Linked DNA regions of Mus musculus: region 2 is linked to region 1. A link is a contact called in ENCODE Hi-C data. All regions are on one chromosome and are shown on one strand. Each heading gives the region's core, a stretch centred on a gene start or an enhancer-like site at or near the end of the contact. The rest is flanking DNA. Distances are from core to core; before and after follow the strand shown. Region 1 overlaps Stn1 (STN1, CST complex subunit). Region 2 holds the start of Itprip (inositol 1,4,5-triphosphate receptor interacting protein).

Region 1 (5,763 bases), core at 2,373-4,872:
CAGGTTATGACAAGAGAAAGACAGGTGACTACAGCCAATGCTAAGAGAGTTCCTGTGAGCCGGGCAGTGGTGGCGCATGCCTTTAATCCCAGCACTCGGGAGGCAGAGGCAGGCGGATTTCTGAGTTCGAGGCCAGCCTGGTCTACACACGGAGTTCCAGGACAGCCAAGGATACACAGAGAAACCCTGTCTCGAAAAACCAAAAAAAAAAAAAAAAAAAAAAAAAAAAGAGAGAGAGAGAGAGAAAGAGCGAGAGTTCCTGTGAGTATCCTAGGGAGTTATTCGCACTAGGTGATTGGCCGATAGCTCTTAGAGGCCTGCATGTGTTGGGAGCAGAGCTCAAAGGTCCTTGCACTCCCAGGTCTCCAGGAAACCAGGATGTCTTTCCAATGGAAAATACGTAAAATTTGTTTTTCCATTCAGAAATCTGGGAATCGGAGGTGATTAACAGCCTGATGATGTGCAATATCTGTCGGGCCAGGACAGATCAAACTTATTTTTTATTTTTATTTTTTAAGATTTATTTATTATTATATCTAAGTACACTGTAGCTGACCTCAGACGCACCAGAAGAGGGCGTCAGATCTCATTACGGGTGGTTGTGAGCCAACAGGTGGTTGCTGGGATTTGAACTCAGAACCTTCGGAAGAGCAGTCAGTGCTCTTACCCGAGGAGCCATCTCTCCAGCCCCCATATCAAACTCTTACAACCGGGACCAGTAATGACTGGTAATCTCAATGACTTGTACAGTCAGAGGCTCCCCCAACCAGGACCAAAGATACCTAGTAGTCTAAATGACCGTTACAATATCTGTATAGCCAAAGGCTCCCCCAAGCTTTCATAACCAGGACCAGAGGTGGCTAATAGCCTAAATGACCTCTCCACTACCTCTATGAGCAGACCAGCTCTTCCCCTAGACCCTTAAGCTAATACATGTAGCCCATCTCCAGAACCCGTCTTCTTGGAAGAAATGACATGTGCCCTGAGTTGAGGTTCAATGTAATTATACCTTGTGCACCGGGGATTGTATTATACCTGGAAACTTCTTTTCCAAAATTACACTGGGTTTAAAGAATGCTGGCAGTAAACCCCCTGGCACCAGACTCCCCGAGGTTTGATCCAGGTTGATGATACCAAACTGAATTGAGTTTTCACTCTCACCTCTTCCTGGTTCGCTTCCCTGCCAGCTGTGACTGCCTGCAGGGTCCCCCTCACACAACTTACAGACAGTGGCAGAGCCATCCACCATGGTAGGCTCAGTTGCCCGGGCAGGGGCTGACCAACCAGTGTATATAAAACCTGTCACTTTTTTTTAAGTCTCTTTTAAATATTTTATTGGGGTGCATGTGTGCACGTGCCACGGCACGGATATGAATTAGGGAGCTGCTTCTTGCCGTCCATCTTGCTGCTTTCTGCTGCTGCACTGTGTGTTCCACGCTAGCTGGCCTGGCCCATGAGCTTCGTACCTGCCTCCCAGTTTGCTAGAGGGGTGCTAGGAACACAGGTGTGTGCCACTGAACCCAACTTTTCTGTGTGTTCCAAGGACCTGAACTCTGATAATCAGGCTTTCAGAGCAAGCACTGCCACCCACGGAGCCACTCCTTCCGAGGATGGAGTGTGGACCCCTTTCGTTTACTTTACGGGTGCCAGGCTATAAAGCGCTGCAGTCCCAATGTGCATCAATCTAAGAATGCGGCGGCTGAGGGGCCTGGGATTCAGTGTGGAGGAATGGCATTTTGGGACCATCCGTTCTGGCTGAGGCTCTCACAAAGCAGCAGACAGAGAGGCTGCCTATTGGTTTTGCTTTGTTGCGACAGTCTGTGGGCTGGAGAGGCACCTTGTTTTGGAAGCCTAAGGACCTGAGATTTCAAATCTCTGATACCCATGTAAAATCAGCCAGGCACGGCTGCAGGAGCGCCTGTAACCCCTGCACTGTGTGAATGTGGGGAGGGAGGGGTAGGCACAGGAGAACAGCTGGAGCACCTTGGCTGCCAGCCTTCCTCCATGCTCAGTGACAAGTCTGTCTTAAAAGAATAGGACAGGGGAAGAACTGAAGGAGCTGAAGGGGGTGGCAACCCCACAAGAAGAACAACAGTGTCAACTAACTGTATCTGGGACCCCTGGGGATTCCCAGAGACTAAACCACCAACCAGTGAGCATATATGAGCATACATGGCCTGGTCCATGGCCCCTGGCCTCAATGGGAGAGGATGTGTACAGGTAGAGACTGGGTGCCCCAGGGAAGGAGGGTTGCGGGGGGGAAAGGTAAGGTAGGGGGAGTGAGAGGGTGAGATGGGGAGCACTCGCTCAGAGGCAGGGGTGGGGTGGGGGGTGGGGGTGAAGAACTCTTGGAGGAGGGACCAGGAATGAGGGTAAGATTTGGAATATAAATAAATAAAGCAGTTTTTAGAAAGAGAGAGAGACAGAGACAGAGAGAGAAGGGCAGAAAGGGATAGAGGACATCTAAAGTCTTCCTTTCATTTCCATGCACATACACCAGGTACATATAACACACACACACATACACACACATACACACACACACATACCACACACACATACACACACACACACATACATACATACACATACACATACACACAGGAAGGGGGAGGGAAAAAGAAAGGTGAAATAGAGGGGTATGGGCAGGGGGAGAAAGAAAGCACATCTCATTGTGTTAACCCTGGCTGACCTCCTGCCTCGGCCTTCCCAGGGCTGGGGTTACAGGTCCATGCGACCATGCCTGCCTGTGCTGCTCCATCCCTGCTACGAATGAGCCAAACAGCATCCATTACTACCGTAACAGGACTGCTTTGGGGCTCGCTCTTTCCTTCCCTTTCCCTCCCTCCCTTCCTTCCTCCGTTCCTTCCTTCCTTCCTTCCTTCCTTCCTTCCTTTCTTTCTTTCTTGTCTGATTGTGGCACCCTATTGGTTCTGATCTCACTGGGTCCTAAACCACAGGGTAGATGACCTGGCCTCCCTCTACCTGTCTGTAGACCCAGCCTTTCCTTCTGGGTCTGAAAGGAGTGAAAGACTTCTCCAGAGAGAATAAAAATAGGAAGGGGACCCAGGGCTAACAACCCTTTCTGCTCCTAGGATCATGGTGACATAAGTATTTGTCATTGGCATATGTTTGCAAAAGCCAGGCTCTGGACGGTCACCTTGAAGACTCACAAGTTCATACAGACTCATGATAAGACGGATGCTTTCTTTGTAATTAGGGTGAATTGATATGCGAGTTATCAGACTAGATGTAGTTTGAGTGTCCAGCCACTAGGGGCCGACCTAACTCCACAAACCGGCACTATTTTTCTAAGCCATTTCATTTATAACTCAAGGGTTTCTTGAGATGACTGGATTTCGTTATTCATGAACTGTAATGTCTAAGAGCCGTCCTGCCTGAAACTGAAAAGCCTTGATGTTTGAGAAGAGAGTGAATGTTGACATTACATTCAGAGGCAGTGGTAAACATGGGCGACAAACCAGGGACCAGAAGCAGCGAGCGCATCTCAGAGCCGAGCGTGGTGGTTCACTTCAGTGTGCCCGAATCTCAGGGAGAGCTTGGTGGTTGGCCTCCAGCTTATCCCTACAGGACCGGACACCCCAGGGCTGTTTAAAGGAGCCCCACATGCTGACTCCTCTGCCCAGGCAACACGACATAGAGGAGAGGACAATGAGTCTCGGAGGACAGAAGCCCTGGCTGTCTCCCTCCTGAGTCAGGACAGAGCATCCTGATTCTGTCTAGGAGGGAAGGAACCCTGGGCGCACCGGCTCACCATCACAAAACACTTACGGTTTGGTTTCTGACAGTCTTCCTTAATGATGTGGTAGATCTTCTGCTGCAGGTCTTTGTCTTTGGTGGTTACCTAAAAGGAGAATCCAGAGAGGAAACGTGGTTTGAGAACACAGCAGTGTGTCACTCAGAACTCAAGACCAGCCTTCGAGGCGGTTCTACAAATCCCATAGCAACGACAAGCCTCCCCCATACGCCCTCCCTCAGTGATTCTGATGCGTGGTGGCCGCTGCAGCTCCGCTCTGCCCCTAAGGACACAGCTCTCTCAGGAGCTGGTTTGTTGGGGCCAGAAGGGAAAGCATAACTGGAACCCTGTGCCTTGAAGGGGCAACTGCCCTTTTCTACACTGTGGCCACTCAGACAGACACTCCTCTTCCTTGCCCAGTGTTTTTGAAGGAGCTCCCGCAGGTTCAAAGTTTCCTCCCTGTCCCAGCCTTCTTCCTCTCGGTCCCCTTCTTGTCTTATATTTCTTTAGTTCCTCTTCTTCTAAGCACAAGGAAGAATTAAAGAAGAAATGGGCATGGGGAAGCCAGCAAGCTAGAGAATCCAGCTTATCTACAGAAACGCTCTCTGCTCTTGTAGGCACACCCACAACCATGTTTCTCAACTAGCAGCAGGCTTCACCCTCAGCTACAGGCAGTAAATTTAATAACACTAGAGAAGAGAGAGGGGAGAAGAGGGAAGGGAAGAGGGAAGAGAGGCAGAGAGGGGGGGAGGGAGAGGAAGCAAAAGAAAAAGAAGGTGAGGGAGGGAGGGAGGAAGAGAAGAAAGGGGAAGAGGGAAGGAAGGAAGGAGTGTGTAAAAGGAGAGAAGAAAGAGGAAGGAGGAAGAGCCAAGTCTAAGCATGGGAACACAGCTGAAGAACTGGGTACAGGAAACAGCCATGGCCGCCCGTGAGACCTGATGACTTCGGACTCACAAGATTAGTGTGAAGGTCAACCATGGGTGCAAACAGAGCTCTGGGCTCTGCTGTAACTATGTCCCCAGCAGGGCTTCAGGAGAAAGGAAAGCCACAAATCAGGGATGAGTGGAAGGGAGGGGTCAGCCACAGAAGGGGCCGTGGGATCTATTCCTGTTTGACTACCCCTTCCAGCTCAGGGTGATTCATTCACAAGAGGAAGTGCCCAACCCTGCCACACCTCGCCCTGGGCAGCTGCAGTTGCCCTGGCTGCTTCCCAGGGAGGGTTGCTCTCTACAGACAGACCCTCACAGAAGCCAACCCAGAACAGAAGGAGGCACAAATCTCTAAGAGGGCTCCAGCTGAACTTAGTGTGACAATGGCCGCCATGTCCTGCTTGGCCCCTCCCATCCCGGGATGAGTGGACAGCACTGTGTTATACTGGCTTACCTCTCAACACTGTGGAAAACCCCTCCTACTTAAATAAATAAAACCTGGGCCTCTCCACAGAGGAAATGACCTGCTAAGTAGACCTCTAGCGAGTCTGCAAGCAGGCAGGCCCAGCAGCCTGTCTCCAGAGCTCTCATCTTATTCTGAAGCCACTTCTCCGCTCTGGACACGAGTGGTCCTCTCTCAGCTTACTGCCTCCAACATCAAAGGCATGCAGCAAGAGGCAGACTTCTACCTTGAAAAGATGGAGGCAAGCAAGCAGCCGTCCCGTTCCTCAGAAGGGAGGCTGGCAAGCAAGGCCTTCAGGGAGGCAGACTGGAGTTACCTGAAAGCTTTAACTAAAGTGTCCTTTGCTCCGGGCGCTCTCCTGCGTGAGCCGTCCTTGGAAATACCAACACAGATTCACACAGAGAGCCACACAGATCGAGTCAGGAAACACTATTTGTGACAGCAAAAGTCGTACAACCGTAGTGTCCGTCCGTCCGTCACAAAGGAATGGCTAGAAAGTTCTGGTAAATACTCCTGGTCAGAAAGAGTGAGGCAGACTCGCAGGTGCCGGGACACACGGGCACAGGGACAGACGGTGGCACTGCAGGCTGTGCGGAGCACTCTTCACAGCAGTG
Region 2 (5,763 bases), core at 1,950-4,449, 410 kb after region 1:
TAATGCCCCAGTGTAGGGGAATGCCAGGGCCAGGAAGCGGGAGTGGGTGGGTGGGGGAACACCCTCACTGAAGCAGGGGAAGGGGGATGGGTTAGGAGGTTCTAGAGGGGAAACTGGGCAAAGGGATAATATTTGAAATGTAAATAAATAAAATATCCAATAAAAGAAAAAAATAAAGGGCTCCTTCCAATTAAGTGCTGAGACAGATGGTATAGGAGCTGAGCAATCTTTGAGTTGGAGCGGAGAGAAGGAGTGTTAGAAATGGTTTCCTCCACTGCATTGGGACAGACACATGCACATAAACAGGATTTCATGGGGACAGGAAGAGGACACAAAGGGGATGGAGGGTTTGGAAGAGCAAGTCAGCGTGTGTGTGATCTCTTTCATCTCCTACTTCTTGGGAAACTCCACCCTGCCAGTAGTTGTCACCTTTTCCCTCTGCACCACACCCAGGTGCCACTTACTCATCCCTGCCACTCCAGGATGCAAACTGGATCTGCCACCTCACACCTTGCACCACTCAGCAACCAAGAAGGTCATTTGATGCTTGGCCAAACCTCACATCAACCATCAAGGCTGGGCTTGCCTCTTTCCTGACTGCCTCCCTTCCACAGCTCGAAGAGCCTGCCATTCTTTTTAAAAATTATTATTATTTAAAAAAATTTTTATGTATATGGGTTTTTTTGCTTGCATGTTTGTCTGGGTACCACTTGCATGTCTTAGGTCCTTGGATGCCAAAAGAGGGTGTCTGTTTCCTGGACCTAGAGTTAGGGTAAAGGAGCTACTGGAAGTGTAGCCAGTGCTCTTAACCACCGAGCAAGCTCTACAGCCCATGTTAAACTCTCAATAATTGACTGCTACGAATGATTGTTCAGTTAGTGTTTTGTTCAAGACCAGGCTGCAGGAGCATGCATGACTGTCAGCTGCTTGGCGATGAGGTCCTTGTGTTATATGGCACCAAATAGCATCCTCTTGCTAAGAGTGGGGACCCTATTCCAATTCACACAGAGGACTGGTGGCCTTGGAGGCTACCGTCTGCTCTCAGCATCCTCAGAGTTCTATTACGACTGGATGAGGGCATCCAAGACGGACTGACATTCAGCATGAATTACATTTCGATTTTTTTTTTTTTTTTTGGAAAGACTACTACAGCTTCGCAGACTGCAGCACCCTCAGATCCTTATTAGGGGGGTACCGTTCCCCTCCAAACATGGATACACAAAGGCATACACAAAACCTCTGCTCACACTGATTCGAGCACATTTCCCCTTGGGCTCCAATGGCTGTTCTCTAAAGAGCTGCATCTCCGTTCTAACCAGGGATTCTGAGGCCAGACTGAGCAAGCCATTTCAATGCTTGGAACAGCTGACAGCCACACCCACACCCCTGTGCAGCTCATCCCTGGGTTATATCTGCTGTAACCCTCCTTTCTCACCAGATGTACCTTCCTCACTGTCCACATAATCTCAGCCCATCTCCCCTGGACAGGTTTTAGTTTGCCAGCACTGTGTCCCTGACAAGTGGCTTTGAGAACTGGGCTAGTGTTCTCCGCTGGCCCAGCCTCACTCTTGTAGGCTGCAGAATGCCAGGTGCATACCGCTGACTCCATGGAGACAAAGCATGCTTTTGTCAAACAGGACTACGTCTGACACTAATCCCAGAGGGTCCCAAAAGGGAAAACCATAAAACCAGGCATCTTGCAGACAGTGAGCAATTATCTCCCAGAAGGTGCGGCACCTTCTTGCCCTCTGATTAAAAAGTTCACCCACACACCCTTTATGTTTCTCTCCTGGCCCGGAGAGCTAACAATTTTTGGGATGATGGCATCAGGTTAAAAGTTCAGGTCTCTGCCCCCTTTCAGAACCTTAAACTGCTGCGTCTAAGAAAGTTACCCACAGAAAGGGAGATGTGTGAGCAGAGGGCTCCCCATCTTCCTCAGGGATCCAGGCAGAAAGTGAATATAACCACCACGTGGTTACCCACAAGTGGAAAAATCTGAAGGCAGAATGCCTGGGGCAGCAGACATTCACACGGAATCAGCAAATAACGAAGGCCACTTAGGCATACCAGGCTGGCAGGCAGGCAGGAGGCGAATGACAGCGGCCTCTGTCACCCTTCTCACCGCTGACCTGGACGAGTGGCCACACAAAGCTGTGTTGGGTTCAGCTGGTAGCCTCTCCCAAAACAGAGCTAGTTTGTAAAAGAGAAGAAATCCGAAAGGCAACAGAAAACCACCCGACATTGGCTTACATGGTACCAGTATCTGGCCTCTTCTGTTTTGGCAAGAATGACCAGTCTCATACTAGGTAGAGGGGCAAAAGGCTAAATGTAGTTCTTCCCTGGTTCTGTCACTATTTTCCCATTTTGTACGGGGAATCGGGGTTAGGAACTTCTGAGTCTCTTCACCTGTCAGCCAGAATGAGGGAGGCTCAGAGTGGGCCTTGAGAATGGGGCATAGACTACACAGCCCAAGAGAAAAACGTGCAGGGTCTACTTCACTAGGAGTCTTGAAAGAGGAAGTGGCAGGGGCTTCATCCGGCCTGAAGCAACCTCCTTGCGTCAAGACAAGCTATGAAGAAACTAACGTCATTCCCGTTCCTTTCTCCCAGGACTGAGACTCGGCTACCCAACACGGTTTAAGAGATGGAAGGTCCCGGCTCTAGGCACAAACCCGTGGCACGGCTAGGGGCTCCGAAGCAGAAGCCGCCTGCCTCTCAGATTGCTGAAGGCACTGGGGGCTCCGTGGCGCAGACGAGGGCAGAGAGACCCCAGTGCATCACACCCGGAGAGTGATGAGGGAGATAATGCCCACTTCCTGGGCGTGCATTAAAAGAGTTCCCGGGGTCGGTCCCGGCCAGGGTTCCCGCAGACGTCCCTCAGAGCTCCTGGTCACGATCTCCCACGCACATCTACGGGGATCCTCCGTCCCCTGAGCGCCCTTCATCCCACACACTCAGCTTGTGGGGGCAGCAAAGCCTCATAGTCGAACCCCGCACTTACGTTCGGCCGCGGCCGCCGCAGGGATACCGAGTGGGCCTCGCTCCAAGCGCGGGTCGTGGTCCCGGGTCTGCAGGCTGCCGGGGATCCAGGGATGCGGGCGACTAGACCAAGGCGGCTCCCGCCTCCTGGACTCCTCCCGCCCAGCTTTACTGGGCAACAGAGTTACTCATTTCCGCGTTGTCACGGAAACTTTTTGCTCCTTATAAGAACAAAACACCCGCCTTTACTGGCGCCGGGCGGAGGTCCTTAAGGACGACCGTGACGGTTGCCGGTAAGGGACTCTGGACCCGCCTCGGAGACCATCCTCTGGGTCTCTCGGATGCTCCAGAGAGGGCAGCGAAATTAGAGAGCCACCTGACGAGAAGGATCTGGCTGCCGGAGAGGAATAAAGAGGGAGACAAGGGACCCGGGAAGGACGTCCTTAAAATCAGGTCTAGGCTGCAGGATGTAAAGGGTTAAGGTGCTGTTAGTCAGCTCGCATTTCTGTGGCGCGTTTTACAACCGGTGGAATTCCTGGGGCCACCTATTTTGTCCCTCGAGGAAAATATAAAACGAGACACAAGGCGAACCACTGTCCCTCTTGCATTGTGACTGGATTAAAACAGTTTGCTAAATTTTTTGGTTAATGTACGCATTGTCTCTTGGCGGGAGAAAGGCACAAAGGAGGAAGATGACCGGAGGCTGTTAGGGGGCGCTCTGTTTTCCAGTTGTCAATGTAGTATTGCTTTTAGAGCAGGAAGCGCTGGAACAGAGCACAGTAGAACTCATACTTTAAACAAAACTTTAATAGTATATCAACAATCTTCCCTTTGTGAAGTAGCACATTCCTACAACTGGTGGGAGGGGCTGGAAAGGGCTGGAATAAATTTTCAGTTCGTTTCGGGAGCTCCTAGGAGAAGCTGAGGAAATAACACTGTCTAGAGATGATCACTTTACTACTGGCATTGGTCTCGGGAGCACCTCGGGAGCATCTTGGGAGCACCTCGCTTTCCTCCTCCATCCAGCCCAAATGACACTCTCCTGAACGCTTTAGGCTGAGTTTGCGGGATAAACAGACAATGAGAGAATGTCCTAAAAATAGACCCTGGCCCTTGGCCCAGGGTACTTCTAAGTCTTTGGCTGCCTGCTGCTCACACCCCTTTCCTGATTGGGGGTGGTGGGGGATTCTTATCGCAGAGTTTGGGGGCCAGGGAAGGGTAAGGAACCTTGGGGAACATTCTCAAAAGAGCTGTGTATTTCTAAAATGTCTCCATGTTCAATGGACAGGACACCCAGAACAGGTGGGGGAAGTGTGTGTGTGTTGCTTGTGTTATGTGTGGAATGTCAAGGTTAGTGCTTTCAATGCACTCTGGGGTTGTCGTCCGCCAGCAAAATCTACTTCAGCGTTTTCTAACAAGCTGCATACTCTTATTAATATAAGGATCATTTGTTACATTCCTTTGTCGTTTGAACCTGATTATCTTACCCCAGAGCTTTTAATGTTCTCTTGTCCACTCTCGGGACTAGTTTGGTCTATAATCCTAACCTGCCATATAAGCCCTTCATGACTGGCCTCTTTTCATGTGCCCAAGCTTATATCTCACTCATGTGCCACACTGAATTTTATACACACACACACACACACACACACACACACACATTCATGCACCTACACATGTACACACACAACACAGACACATAAATACATACATGCACACACACATACATGCACACACATGCATACACACAAATACACATATACACATGTATACATATGTGCAATATACATACATAAACACACATACACCACACACATATACACACAAACAAACATATACCACATAACACACACACATTATTTGTTCCTAATTATGTGTTTAGTCTCCAGGTCTCAGAGAAGGCAATCCCTCCCAGAATCCTTGCCTGACACCCCAGGGAAGGGAAGGGATGGCTGAAGCCTATCAAGTCTCAAATTCTAGAAAGACAGAAATTTAGACTTAAGACGTTTGTCCAAAGCCAGAATGCTGGGAAGGCGCTTTAAGTAATGCAGTGTTGGAAAAACCCTCCCCCCATTGGCATTGGATAAGGAAGTGTGTGCTTTGCCTGGGGTCCGGACTAATAAAAAGCAGTGGTATATATCTGTAACCCCTGGAGGTCCAAGATAGATAATCAGAGATAGATTATCAAGATAGATAATCAAGATAGATAGATAATCATGAGTTCAAAGCCATCCTGGATCACACAGGGAGGATACACAACAAGACCTTGTTTCAAAATAAAACAAAGACAAACCAACAAAAAGATTGTCTATGTGCTGGCTAATTTTATGTCAACTGTCTGACTAGCAAATTAGAGTCATCTGAGAGGAAGGAACTTCACCTGAAAAAATGTCTCCATAAGATCCAGATGCAGACAAGGGAATTTTCTTAATTAGTGATTGATAGGGGAGGGCTGCGTCACTGTGTGTGCGGTGCTATCTCTTGGCTGCTGGTGGTTCTGGGTTCTATAAGAAAGCTGGCAGAGCAGCCAGTAAGCAGCACTCCTCCATGGCCTCTGTACTGGTTCCTGTCTCAGGGTTCTGGCCCTGTTTGAGTCCCTATTCTGAGTTCCTCCAATGGTGGACTACAATGCGAAGTGCAAGCCAAATAAACCTTTCCCTCTCCAATGTCTTTTGGTAACAGTGTTTAATTATGCCAAAAAGTAATGCTAGGACAGTCTCCATGTAAATCAAACACCTTATGCCTTGCATAGCTGTGAGGTATACATACATACAAACATTCATAC

What was found. Hi-C counts contacts between places; a loop is a spot of excess contacts on that map.
Region 2: a loop to region 1 is called in a map of heart, with 2.7 times the contacts of the local background. The contact joins the promoter of Itprip here to the enhancer-like site in region 1. A Hi-C loop is called at or near these places in 4 of 37 maps with a recorded cell type or tissue (T-helper 17 cell, T-helper 2 cell, heart and 1 more).

The regions. Positions count from the first base shown.
Region 1 is chr19:47,504,014-47,509,776 of GRCm38, forward strand. It overlaps Stn1 (STN1, CST complex subunit), which reads right to left. Exons shown (of 10, transcript NM_175360.3): 9 at 3,793-3,865. Among named protein-coding and RNA genes, the nearest start is that of Gm19557, 6.1 kb to the right of the region's middle. Within about 2 kb of position 3,623, at least 1 of the 3 ENCODE cell types and tissues checked has a DNase peak (open chromatin) inside an H3K27ac peak, as active enhancers do; it is heart, where a contact is called at or near this core.
Region 2 is chr19:47,916,124-47,921,886 of GRCm38, forward strand. Itprip (inositol 1,4,5-triphosphate receptor interacting protein) reads right to left here and starts at 3,200. Exons shown (of 2, transcript NM_001362458.1): 1 at 3,001-3,200.